2 separate regions of the Homo sapiens genome follow, and region 2 is linked to region 1. The links are chromatin contacts, found by Hi-C or POLR2A ChIA-PET in ENCODE. All regions are on one chromosome and are shown on one strand. The core of a region is the stretch at or near the end of the contact, and the rest is flanking DNA. Distances in the headings are between cores, read along the strand shown.

Evidence for each region. Hi-C counts contacts between places; a loop is a spot of excess contacts on that map. ChIA-PET counts read pairs that join two places held with the same protein, here RNA polymerase II (POLR2A). Pooled maps may share reads with other maps.
Region 2: a loop to region 1 is called in a pooled map, with 2.1 times the contacts of the local background. The contact joins the enhancer-like site here to the promoter of BCOR in region 1. A Hi-C loop is called at or near these places in 1 of 50 pooled maps. POLR2A ChIA-PET finds 5 or more read pairs at or near these places in 4 of 52 experiments (CD4-positive, alpha-beta T cell, HEK293, activated naive CD8-positive, alpha-beta T cell and 1 more).

What each region holds. Positions count from the first base shown.
Region 1 is chrX:40,096,503-40,101,676 of GRCh38, reverse strand. BCOR (BCL6 corepressor) reads left to right here and starts at 3,719. Exons shown (of 15, transcript NM_001123385.2): 1 at 3,719-4,462. RefSeq lists an enhancer at 809-1,329 and silencers at 2,416-2,525, 3,226-3,395, 3,526-3,645, 3,666-3,895, 3,956-4,005 and 1 more.
Region 2 is chrX:39,982,370-39,987,543 of GRCh38, reverse strand. No RefSeq gene overlaps it. Among named protein-coding and RNA genes, the nearest start is that of LINC03053, 24 kb to the left of the region's middle. Within about 2 kb of position 3,248, at least 3 of the 41 ENCODE cell types and tissues checked have a DNase peak (open chromatin) inside an H3K27ac peak, as active enhancers do.

The sequences.
Region 1 (5,174 bases), core at 2,470-4,969:
CAGGGTGGAGCTGGAGGTGTGTGGGAGAGGCCCTAGCGGGTCTTGCAGAGTCAACCTGCCTTGAGAAGGGCAGCCAGGCTCAAGGCCTGCTCCTAGAAGGGCCAGCTCGATTGCCCAGTTGCAGGGCCTGGTTAGCCTGAGGTCGAGTGGTTTGTTATAATCAGGAGACACTTCCATGGGAAGGGAGATTGGTGGCGGAGGGGCAGCCCCCGCTGCTCCATCCGCAGCACCTCTCATTTCGGCACCTATTTCTTTATTTCTCCGTGGGCTGCACGGCCTCCCCTCCCATGCACTCCTTTGCTCACTCTCTCCTCCTCCTCTGTTTTCATTGAAATCCTCCCCTTGCTGAGTGCTGGGTATAGCAGCCTGACCCCCGGGTCAGCTCCCGAAGGGCTTGTGGGAGGGCAGGAGAGGAGGGGGCAGGAGAAGGGCCAAACCGCCGGCACCCATTGCAGGCCCCGCGGCATCCCCAGCTCCCTGAGCCCCTTCTTAAGTGAGGACACAAGATGGGATTGCCCTTCGACAGCTTTCTGCTTGTTTTCCCCAGAACAATTGGAACTAACCGGGCCAATAGGTGTAATCTCCCCTCCCCCCCTCTGCCTTATAGCGCCTCGGGAAAATCCCACATTTTAATTCCCAGTGAGTCACGAATCCCCCCCACCACTCATGCCTCTTAGGACTCCCTTAATAAGATATTTTTGAAATCCCACGGAGTTGAAAAATGTATCCCTAGGAGATGGAGGAGAAACCCTTTAATCCTACCAGCCTACCGTGGAGGCAAGATCCCTAGAAAAGGTGGGGGAGGATGTTGCAAATTACGTCAAAGGCGAATTTACTGGCCTGTTTGTCTCCAGCATCAAATTTCTCCCCCAGTCAGCCCTCCCCTCGGCCCCTTCGCATTTACAGCACCCCCACCACCCCTGTTCATTTTAACTCTAGGACTTTTTTTTTTCTTTTTCTTTTCTTTTTTTTTTTTTGAGACGGAGTTTCGCTCTTGTTGCCCAGGCTGGAGTGCAACGGCGCGATCTCGGCTCACCGCAACCTCCGCCTCCCGGGTTCAAGCGATTCTCCTGGCTCAGCCTCCCGAATTCTAGGACTTTTAAAGTTAGACAAACAGGCCTCTTTGTCAGCAGCCCCGGGAGGCCGTAAGACTCTGAGAGGCTGCAGGCCCCGAGCTCGGTTCCTGGATTTTCTAAAAGTTCTGGACGTTTACATGCGACTTCGAACTCCGAGAAAAGCCTGTGCCTGGGGGCAGAGTTGGGGAGACGAGGGGAGGGGATAGAAGGTGGCTGGGCGCCGGGCCAGGGCCTCTGCGGTTCGGCCTAACCGAGCCGGAAGAGCCTGGCACGGCTCCACACTGGCCCAGGCCAGTTCTCCCGTCCAGCCTGCAGCAGCAGAGCGGCCTCCTCGCCTGGAACCACGTTCAGAGTTTCCCCACAAATACCCAGCTTCAGCCTTCCCGGTTATTTTTGACTTGTTTTGAATAAAAGGAGTCGCTTCAAAAAGAAATGTTGCCACAACACACAACCAGAGGCCTTTTCTCCAGCTGTGTCTGTAACTCGCATGCGTTCAATCTAATAACTTTTAATGTCTGGTCCTAAAATGTCTTTATAAAAAATAGTTTTACAGCATAATAGTCCAGGTGTCTTTCTGCTTGTTACCGGAGATTAAAAAAATGTGTGGGTTGGCTTGCAGAGATATCCACCCCCAGAAAGACCAGGAAGAAAAAAGCGTGCATTCCATTCTGCAGGCGCTGGTCCTGGAAGCGTTCGCGGCCCAGCCTGGCTGGGCACTGCTCGCGGGGGCACTTGCTCGCCTGTCTTTTGCATCAGTTGTTATAAGCAGCTCTGGAGCATGAAGATTTAATTCTGCCGAAGTTTCGGGTTTCAAACGGTAGAGATGTTTCACTTCTGCTTTGAGAAGGGCTGTTTTTATAACTATGTGCTGAGAACTAAAACAGAATGAATAAAATCGCACCTAATACCAGTCCCACAGTCAGTAGTGAGTCTAATTTTTAAAAGGGAAAATATCTGCTAGCTAGAGCTGATTTTGGCCTTGACCTTGACTTAGTAATCAACTTGAGATGCTTTTGATTATTTTTGGCATGGGGACACTCCAGGATATTTTAAAAACTTTCCGTGTGGATTTACAAGCCACCTCCATTTCAGATTTATGTTTCATGGAGCCTGCACCATCTTGTCCTTAGGCAGAAAGAGACACCCCACCCCCTTCCCAGTATAAAAAGACCCTAGTGGGCAGCCGAATGGGGTCACCATTGGCCGCGAAGTCCGGGCCCGCAGTCTGGGCGCGGTTAGTCCGGAATACCCCCTCCCCCACTCCTACCCCTTCCCGCCAGCTTCACCAACTAGGGCTTCTCGGCTCGCCCTTGAGGCTTTGCGCTCCGGGGAGGCCGGAACCTCGCTTCTCCGCTTCCCCCTCCCTCCCGCCTGCCCCCGCCCTCCCCCCGCGCCCAGAGCCGCGCCGGGTGCGCTGGAGAAGCTCAATACGTGTCAATTGAATTGAACTGCTGCGGGCGCAGGCTGTACGCCGCCGCCAAGCACCGATCAGCACGACGTTACCGAGTGGAAATTTATGGGGCGAACGGTGTAAGCCAAAAGTTGCTCCCTGTCAAGGAAAATAAAACGCGGGAGATAATCTCCCAACGCCGGGGCGAGGGGCCTGGGCAGCCCCTCCAACCATCAGAGGTACAGACCGTGAAAATGCTCGAGAACCGGGAGAAATACAGGCGGATCTCCGCTCGCCGACCGCCCCCCACACGCCTCCCGGTGCCTCCACGGGCTGCTCCCCCCTTCCCCCACCTCCAAACAATTCCCACACAATTGAAACGTCCGGGGAACTCGGGCGCGGAGTTCAGGCGGAACGGCCACCGTTGCCTGGGGTGGTGTTTTCAGGTAGCTTTTAACACCGAAATGGGAAAGGGCTCCTCTGGGAGGAAGGGGCAAACTGGGGTGGGGGTGAGCACGGGAGCACACAGGCCACGCTCCGCTGGGTCTCGGAGGGGACGAGGCCGGGAGAGCGCAGCGCTGGTGGCAAGAGGCGGCGGCAGCGGCTGCTGCCGCTGGGGTTTGACAGCTTTGGCTGAGCGGAGTGCGAGGCGCTTTATGGTAATTGCGGTCCTCCACTGGCCTTCTGGGTAGCGAGGGGAGTCTCGGCGCGCGGCTGGGAGAGCCGCCCCCGCCGCCCCCATCCCTTCGGCTCTGGCTCTGCCGGCAGCCCTCGCCGCCGCCGCCGCCCAAGTCGGTCTCCGGCTCGCCCAGGACGTGCGCCCGGGTCGGGCGTGCGCAGCCAACTCGGCCCGAGCTGGGGAGGGGAGGCCGGGGGACGAGGAGGGGGGGCGCCACCCAAGTGGTCCGGGGTTCGGATCCAGAGAGGCCAAAACGTGCCGGGCCGTGCATCGATGACGGCCGGGGAAACTCGGGCAAACCTTTCCTGGGGAATCACCCCTCCCGAAACCCCGCCGCGGAGGCGCCGCAGCGGAGGGTGAGCGGAGACTGGCGGAGCTCAAACTTGCGAGAGCTGGAGGCGGCGGCGGGCGGGCGGCTGTCGCCCGAGCGCTGCGCCTGCGGGGGGAGGGGAGGCGGCTGTTGGGAGGGAGGGAGGTAGGGCGGGCGGGAGGGAGGACGGGCGGAGGGAGGGGGAGGAGGAAGAGGAGGGAACCAGGGAGGGGGGACGCGTTGGGATCGCGGCGTGCGGCGGCAGACGGAGCCTGGGCTCCCAGCGGCAAGGTGAGGCAGAGCTGCGCTCCTCGCTGAACGCGGGCCGAGCTCGGCGGCTGCGGGGGAGACGCGCAGGAGCCCAGACCGCGACCGAGAGCGGGAGCTAGGCGGGCGGCGGCGGCGGAGGGGGAGCCCGCGAGCCGCCGGGCGGAGAGCCCAAGCCGCGCTGTCGCCGCGCAGGGACGACTTGGCCAACACTCACACACACTCACACACACCCAGCCCGAGCGGGCGCTCGCGGCGAACCGTCAACATGGCGCTGGGGCTCCTGCCCGAGCGCGGGCGGCGGCGGCAGCGCGGGAGCTGCTGAGCTCGGCCAAGCCCAGTCCAGCTGCGGGAGCCCGGAGGATCGCACGGGGCTGTCGCCACCTGCCCGGAGGCCCCGAGCCCGCCCCGCCCCGCCCCCACCCGGCCCAGAGCCCACCCCTCGGCGGGGCCGACCCCGAGGGCAGCCGGCTGCCAGCAGACGGCGAGGGAGTCGAGTGAGCGCGGCGCCGCGAGCGGGCTGCGGGCAGCCGGGGACCGCAAACTTTGCTGCTCGCCGCGCTTCTCCGGCCCGGCTCCTTCTCCGCTCGTTAACGTCGCCAACCCCCCCCACCCCTCATATCTCTCTCCACCCACCCAACCGCCCCCCGCTCCTTCTCGCCGCCTCGAGTCCGCTTGGGGGAAAACTTCAAAGAGCCGGATCGCAGGCTCCCTGCCTACTCCCCCACCGGGGATTTCAGGTCAGTGCCCGGAACACCTTTCCCCCGGGAGACCGCGGACGGGTGGGCGGGCGGGCGCGCTGAGGGCTGCAGTCGGCCCCCTCTCCCGGGGCCCCCTCCCGCAGCGTACCCCGCGAAGCTTTTGCCTCGCGCTTCCCTTTGGCTGCTTGGCTCGCTTTCGTTTTTATTTCATAGCTATGTTATTTAAAATGCAGCCAACCTAAGCGGCCCCGCGTGGGCACCAGGGAGGGAGGGGGCGCGGCTGGGGGCCTGGCGCCTCCCGGTGGGCCAGGAGGAGAGCAGGGAGTTCGCAGAGTGGAAGTTTGCAGCCTGTGTGTGTCTGTGCGCGGGAGCGCGGTCGCCGCTGAGCGCCGCGAGTCGGGCGGAGGGGGGGGAGGTGGGCTGGAAGCTGGGAAGCTGGGTTCGGCGTTAGCTCGCGAGCAGGAAGGGGAGGGCAGCGGGTTGCCGTCTGCTTTCTTTTTCGACTCGGGAAAGAACTGTAAAAACCCCCAGCCGCCGCCACCGCCGCCTCGTCTCGCCTCTCCGGGGGCCGGTCGTTCCTCCAAGTGGAACGTCGGCGTGTGCGTGCGCGAGGGTGTGTGGCGAGTGCCTCGGGCCGAGCCGAGCTCGACCTGCCGCCGCTGCCGCGCAACTCGGGAGGGGAGTCCCGTTTTTTCTTGGCTTGCCCCAAAGCACGAATCACGTGGATTAAAAAAAAAAACTACTAAGAAAT
Region 2 (5,174 bases), core at 1,999-4,498, 110 kb after region 1:
TTTTTTGTATTTTTAGTAGAGATGGGGTTTCACCGTGTTAGCCAGGATGGTCTTGATCTCCTGACCTCGTGATCTGCCCACCTCCCAAAGTACTGGGATTACAGGCATGAGCCAGGGCGCCCAGCCTAAAAAGGAGATTTTTAAAAATCCTTTCAGAAAACTAGGTGGAAAGCCCTCCCCTTCATCTCCTCCCTTTCTCCTGAGACAACCTACCATGGGTTCTTCTTTACCTCCTCCATGATATTTGCTGTATCTGTATCACATATGTTATTATTAACATAATACTTTTTATAATCGTCTTTTTCTCTTAAAAAGGAAGAACCCTAAATACTTTAGCCTCTTCCTGAGCAGTAATATTCGTGAAGTTATGGGTTAGCTGTGCCATTTGTTCCTCCTAGCACATCAAAATACATAACTATAATTATTAAAAAATACGAGTCCGCCAGGAGTGGTGGCTCACGCCTATAATCCCAGCACTTTGGGAGGCCACGGCAGGTGGATCACGTGAGGTCAAGAGTTCGAGACCAGCCTGACCAACATGGTGAAAACCTTTCTCTACTAAAAATACAAAAATTAGCTGGGCATGGTGGTGCATACCTGTGATCCCAGCTACTCGGGAGGCTGAGGCACGAGAATTGCTTGAACCCGGGAGGCGGAGATTGCAGTGAGCGGAGATTGCACCACTGCACTCCAGCCTGGGTGACAGAGCCAGACTCCATCTCAAAAAAAAAAAAAAAAAAAAAAAAAAGGTCTATCCCCAGCAAGGTCGCCCGCCACACAAACATATATATATATATATATATATATATATATATACACAAACACATAGACACACATGGGTCCGTGTACCTCCATCGGTATACAAAACAGGCTCTGGGAATGGCTGATCTCATATAATCCTTTTGATGCTTTGGTTTCAGTTGAAAACAAAAGCCTGGGAGGGAGGGTTGGCTCCTGAGTGCCTGAGAACATCAGATGCGGCCCTGCCCATAAAGCCCAAAGGCAGGGGAACACGGAGGCTTGGCTACTGCCTAGGGCCATGGAGGGGAAAGGACCCTACAACAGGAGGAGGTAAAGCCCAGATTTGTGTTTCTGTAAACTGCCCTGCCCATGGGTGGGTGGCAGAGCTGGGGTTCAGCCCAGCCCATCTGATTCCTCAGCTTGGGTTCATGCCACTTTGCCTCCCAAGGAAAAGACCAGAAGGAATTGGGCATGAACTCAAAGACCAGGGGATGAAACAAGTGTGTGTGTGTGTGTGTGTGTGTGTGTGTGTGTTTATGTGTGTGTGTGTGTTTTACCTGAAGGAAGGAGGAAGCAACAAGAAAAAAAAAGTCAGAAATTTGGGTTTTCATATTCCTTGGCCTCATGGGAAATTCATACTAGAGCTTTCCTGGTCAAAGTACCCACCAACTGGCCTGTTACTTTATCTTTGAAATGAGAATAATGAAGGTAGGTTTTGTAGAATGCTAGTAGTGAAGTTAAAAACACTTCTTGCTAAAATCATATTTATGACTACATTCGTGGTTCTGAGAATCTGGATATGGAGAATGACTGGTCACTGAGGTCCTCCCTTTTGTCCTCACCCCTTACAGTCTGTTCTGGAAACAACAGCCAGAGGTATCCCCTGAAACCCGAGTCAGATCCTGTCCCTTTTGGCACACAATTCTCCAGAGCCTTCCTGTGTTATATGAGTGAAAGTCAAGGGTGTTAGGAAGGCCCTGGCTGGTCTGGTTCCTGCCCCCTCCCTTCTCTGAGCTCAAGGCCACTCACCTCCCCTCCCTTCCTCCCTTTCAGCCACATGGGCTGCTTTGCCGTTCCTGGAATACACTGAGCTCACTCCTCCCTCAGGGCCTTTGCACTGGCTATTCCCTCTGCTGTTATGCGGTTCCCTGGCCTGCTCTTTCTGTATTGTCTGCAGGGCTCCTTCCTGCACTGCTCAAGGTCTTTGTTGAAGTGTCAACTTCTCAGCAAGTAAGTCCCTGGTCACGCTTTTGAAAACTGCATCCTTTCCCCAAACCCCAGCTCCTATATTCCCTGTCTCCTTTTCTCCTTCCCACTCACTACCATAAAACTACATGTTTGGCTTATTTGTTTGCTACCTTTCTTTCCCACAAAAATGTAAGCTCTTGACTGCAGGGATTTTTTTTTTTTTAAATCTGTTTTGTTCACCACAGTTTCCCAGGGCCCACAACAGCGAGTGACATACAGCAAGTGCTGGGTGATTATTCGTTGCATAACGAATGACTGAGCCAGCGAATGACGGGTTGGAAGGATTAAATGAGACCATGCGTGCGAGGCACAGAGTGGGGGCACAGTGGCCTGATTTTCTGAGGGTATGGCCTCGGGCTCATGCCTGCCTTGGCCCAAGGATCCCCTTTCTCTCCCAGGACCCCTTGTGGTTTGAACGCCAGTGGCCATGCTGTCAGAGCAGCCCTCAGTTGGCCAGGCTTTTGCTGGATTTTCAATAAGTGATTTCCCTCCATGGACAGAGCAAGAATCACTTAAAATCATTCATGAGAAACTCATGGCTGTGATTTCTGCAGGCGGCTTTGCAGGCCATGAGAGCCTGCGAGGGTTTGTGGGGTGAGCAAGGGGAGGTGACAAACAGAGAGCGAAAAACATTCAGCCTGCTTCTCTGTGGCCTCCCGCCTCCTCTTTTTTCCTGAGACTTGGGTCAGAATAACTGTTTTGGGCAGGAAAAGCTGCTAGGGTGAACGCCGAGGCCCAGCCATGCTCCAGTCTTGGACTTTAGCCCCCACAGTAGGGGATGTGGTTGTGGCAGACCCAGCTCCCCACTGCCCCGCTCTGTCTTCCCAGGCTGGGAAGCTGCTCCCTTAAGCCTCATCCTGGAGCTTGGTTGCCTTGGTTCCCTAGCTACATGGTTGTGGGGTGGCCCCTAGGGTTCATTTCTGTAGCCCCATGTACCCTGCAACCCTCGCTAGTGGTTCAACCTGTGGGATTGGAATTTTGCCAGGGGACATCTCTGCTCCTCCTGGTGGCTTGTCTTGACCTGCTCTTTGTAGCAGACACTTTTGGTGCCCCACCCGCCTGCCTGTAGCCTCAAACACCCATGCCTCGGCCTGAGGGAGTTTTGCTGGCTGTGCACTCTTTCAGCACGCAGGGCAGGCCAGAAATGCAGCCGTGACGGGGGGATCAGCAGATAAATACTCCAGCTGCCTCATCCTTCTGTTGGGGAAACTTTGAGGCGTGTTCTACGCCGTCTCCCAGAGATCCCTGGTAGGATTGAGCCCCAGTTGCCCACAGTAACAGCTGCCTTGATTACATAAGCTTTCTTGGCTTCCTTCCCTTCTCTGCTGGCTTCCTTGCTTCCTTTCCTGGGATCATTCTGATTGGGGTGGAATAGCGATGGTTGCAAATTCTTTGTCATCCCCCCTACTAAGAGATAGGGTGTTGTTATGGATTGAATTGTGTCCCACAAAAAGATATGTTGAGGTCTCAATCCCCAGTACCTGTAAATATGACTTCGTTTGGAAACAGGCTGTTTGCAGATGTAATCAAGTTAAGATGAGGTCATACTGGATTAGGGCGAGCAGCCCTGAATCTAATGACGAATGTACTTGTTAGAAGAGGAAATGTGGGCACAGAGACACACAAACACAAAGAGAGAAGAAGGCCATGCAAAGAGGCAGAGACAGATGCACAGACATACCACGTGACTGCAGAGGTGGAGATGAGGTGATGCTGCTGAAACCGAGGAATGCCAAGGATTGCTGGCAACCACAGAAGCCAGGAAAGAAGCCTGGGACAGATTCTTCCTCAGAACCCCCATGGAGGAACCAACCCTGTTGACCTCTTGGATTCAGACTTCTGGCCTTCAGAACTGTGAAAGAATGAATTTCTATTGTTTAAAGTCACTCAGTATTAGCCAGGCGTGGTGGCTTATGCCTGTAATCCCAACACTTTGGGAGGCTAAGGTGGGTGGATCACTTGAGGTCAGGAGTTCGAGACCAGCCTGGCCAACATGGTGAAACCCCGTCTCTACTAAAAATACAAAAATTAGCCGGGCATGATGGCGGGCGCCTGTAATCCCAGCTACTCGGGAGGCTGAGGCGGAGAATCGTTTGAGCCCAGGAGTCGGAGGTTGCAGTGAGCCGAGATCACACCACTACACTCCAGCCTGTACGACAGAGCAAGACACTGTCAAAAAAAAAAAAAAAATAAGCCACTCAGTCTGTGTGGCACTTTACTAAGGCAGCCCTAGCAAACTAACAAAGTGTCTTTCTCCATTCCTTTGAATCTGGGCTGGGCCTGGGATGGTTTTGAGCAATAGCACGTGGCAACATGATGCTGTGCTGGTTCTAGGCCTAGACCTTTAGAGGCATGGTGGCTTCCACTTCATCTGCCTTGGAACCCAGTCACTGTGCTGTTGGGGGAGTCCAGGCAACCGCATGGAGAGGCCTGCATAGCCGCTGTCAAGCTGCCAGGCAACAGCCTGCACCAACTTGCTAGCTCTTTAGAAAACAATTCTTCCAGCCCCACTTGAGCTGCCCTAGCTGATGCTCAAGTTGTAAAATTGTGAGCAAATAATGGTTGTTTGTTTTAAGCCACCAAGTGTTGGGGTGGTTCATTGCCCAGCAATAGATAACTGAAACATGTATGCACTATTTGCACTGGAATCCTTGTCTTAACGTATTCCTCTGGGGGAACACTCCAAAAAACTTATTCTGCTATGGTTTGAATATTTTTGTCCCCTCCAAAAGTCATGTTGAAACGTAATGGCCAATGCAATAGTGTTGGGATGTGGGTCCTAATGAGACGTGTGTAAGTCATGAGGGCTCCATTCTCACGAATGGATTATGTTGTTATAAAAAGGGCTTGCAGGAGTAGGTTCCTCTCTTTTCTGCTCTTCCACTCTGTGAAGACACAGAAAGAAAGCCCTCGTCAGATGCCGGTGCCTTGATTTTGGACTTTCCAGCCTCCAGAACTGTGAGAAGTAAATTTCTGTTCATTATAAATTACTCAGTGTCAGGTATTCTGTTATAGCAACAGAAAGCTAAGACATCTTCCATGTTCCTTCTTGAGATTGAGCCCCCCTTCAAACTTAACCTAGTTCTTCCCACCCTACTTTTCCAGGCCTGATCCCTCTGGACAGCTCTCTGCTCTCAATTGCCCACAAACTGACACTTGGCTCTCTTGCCTCAACTGGATGTTCT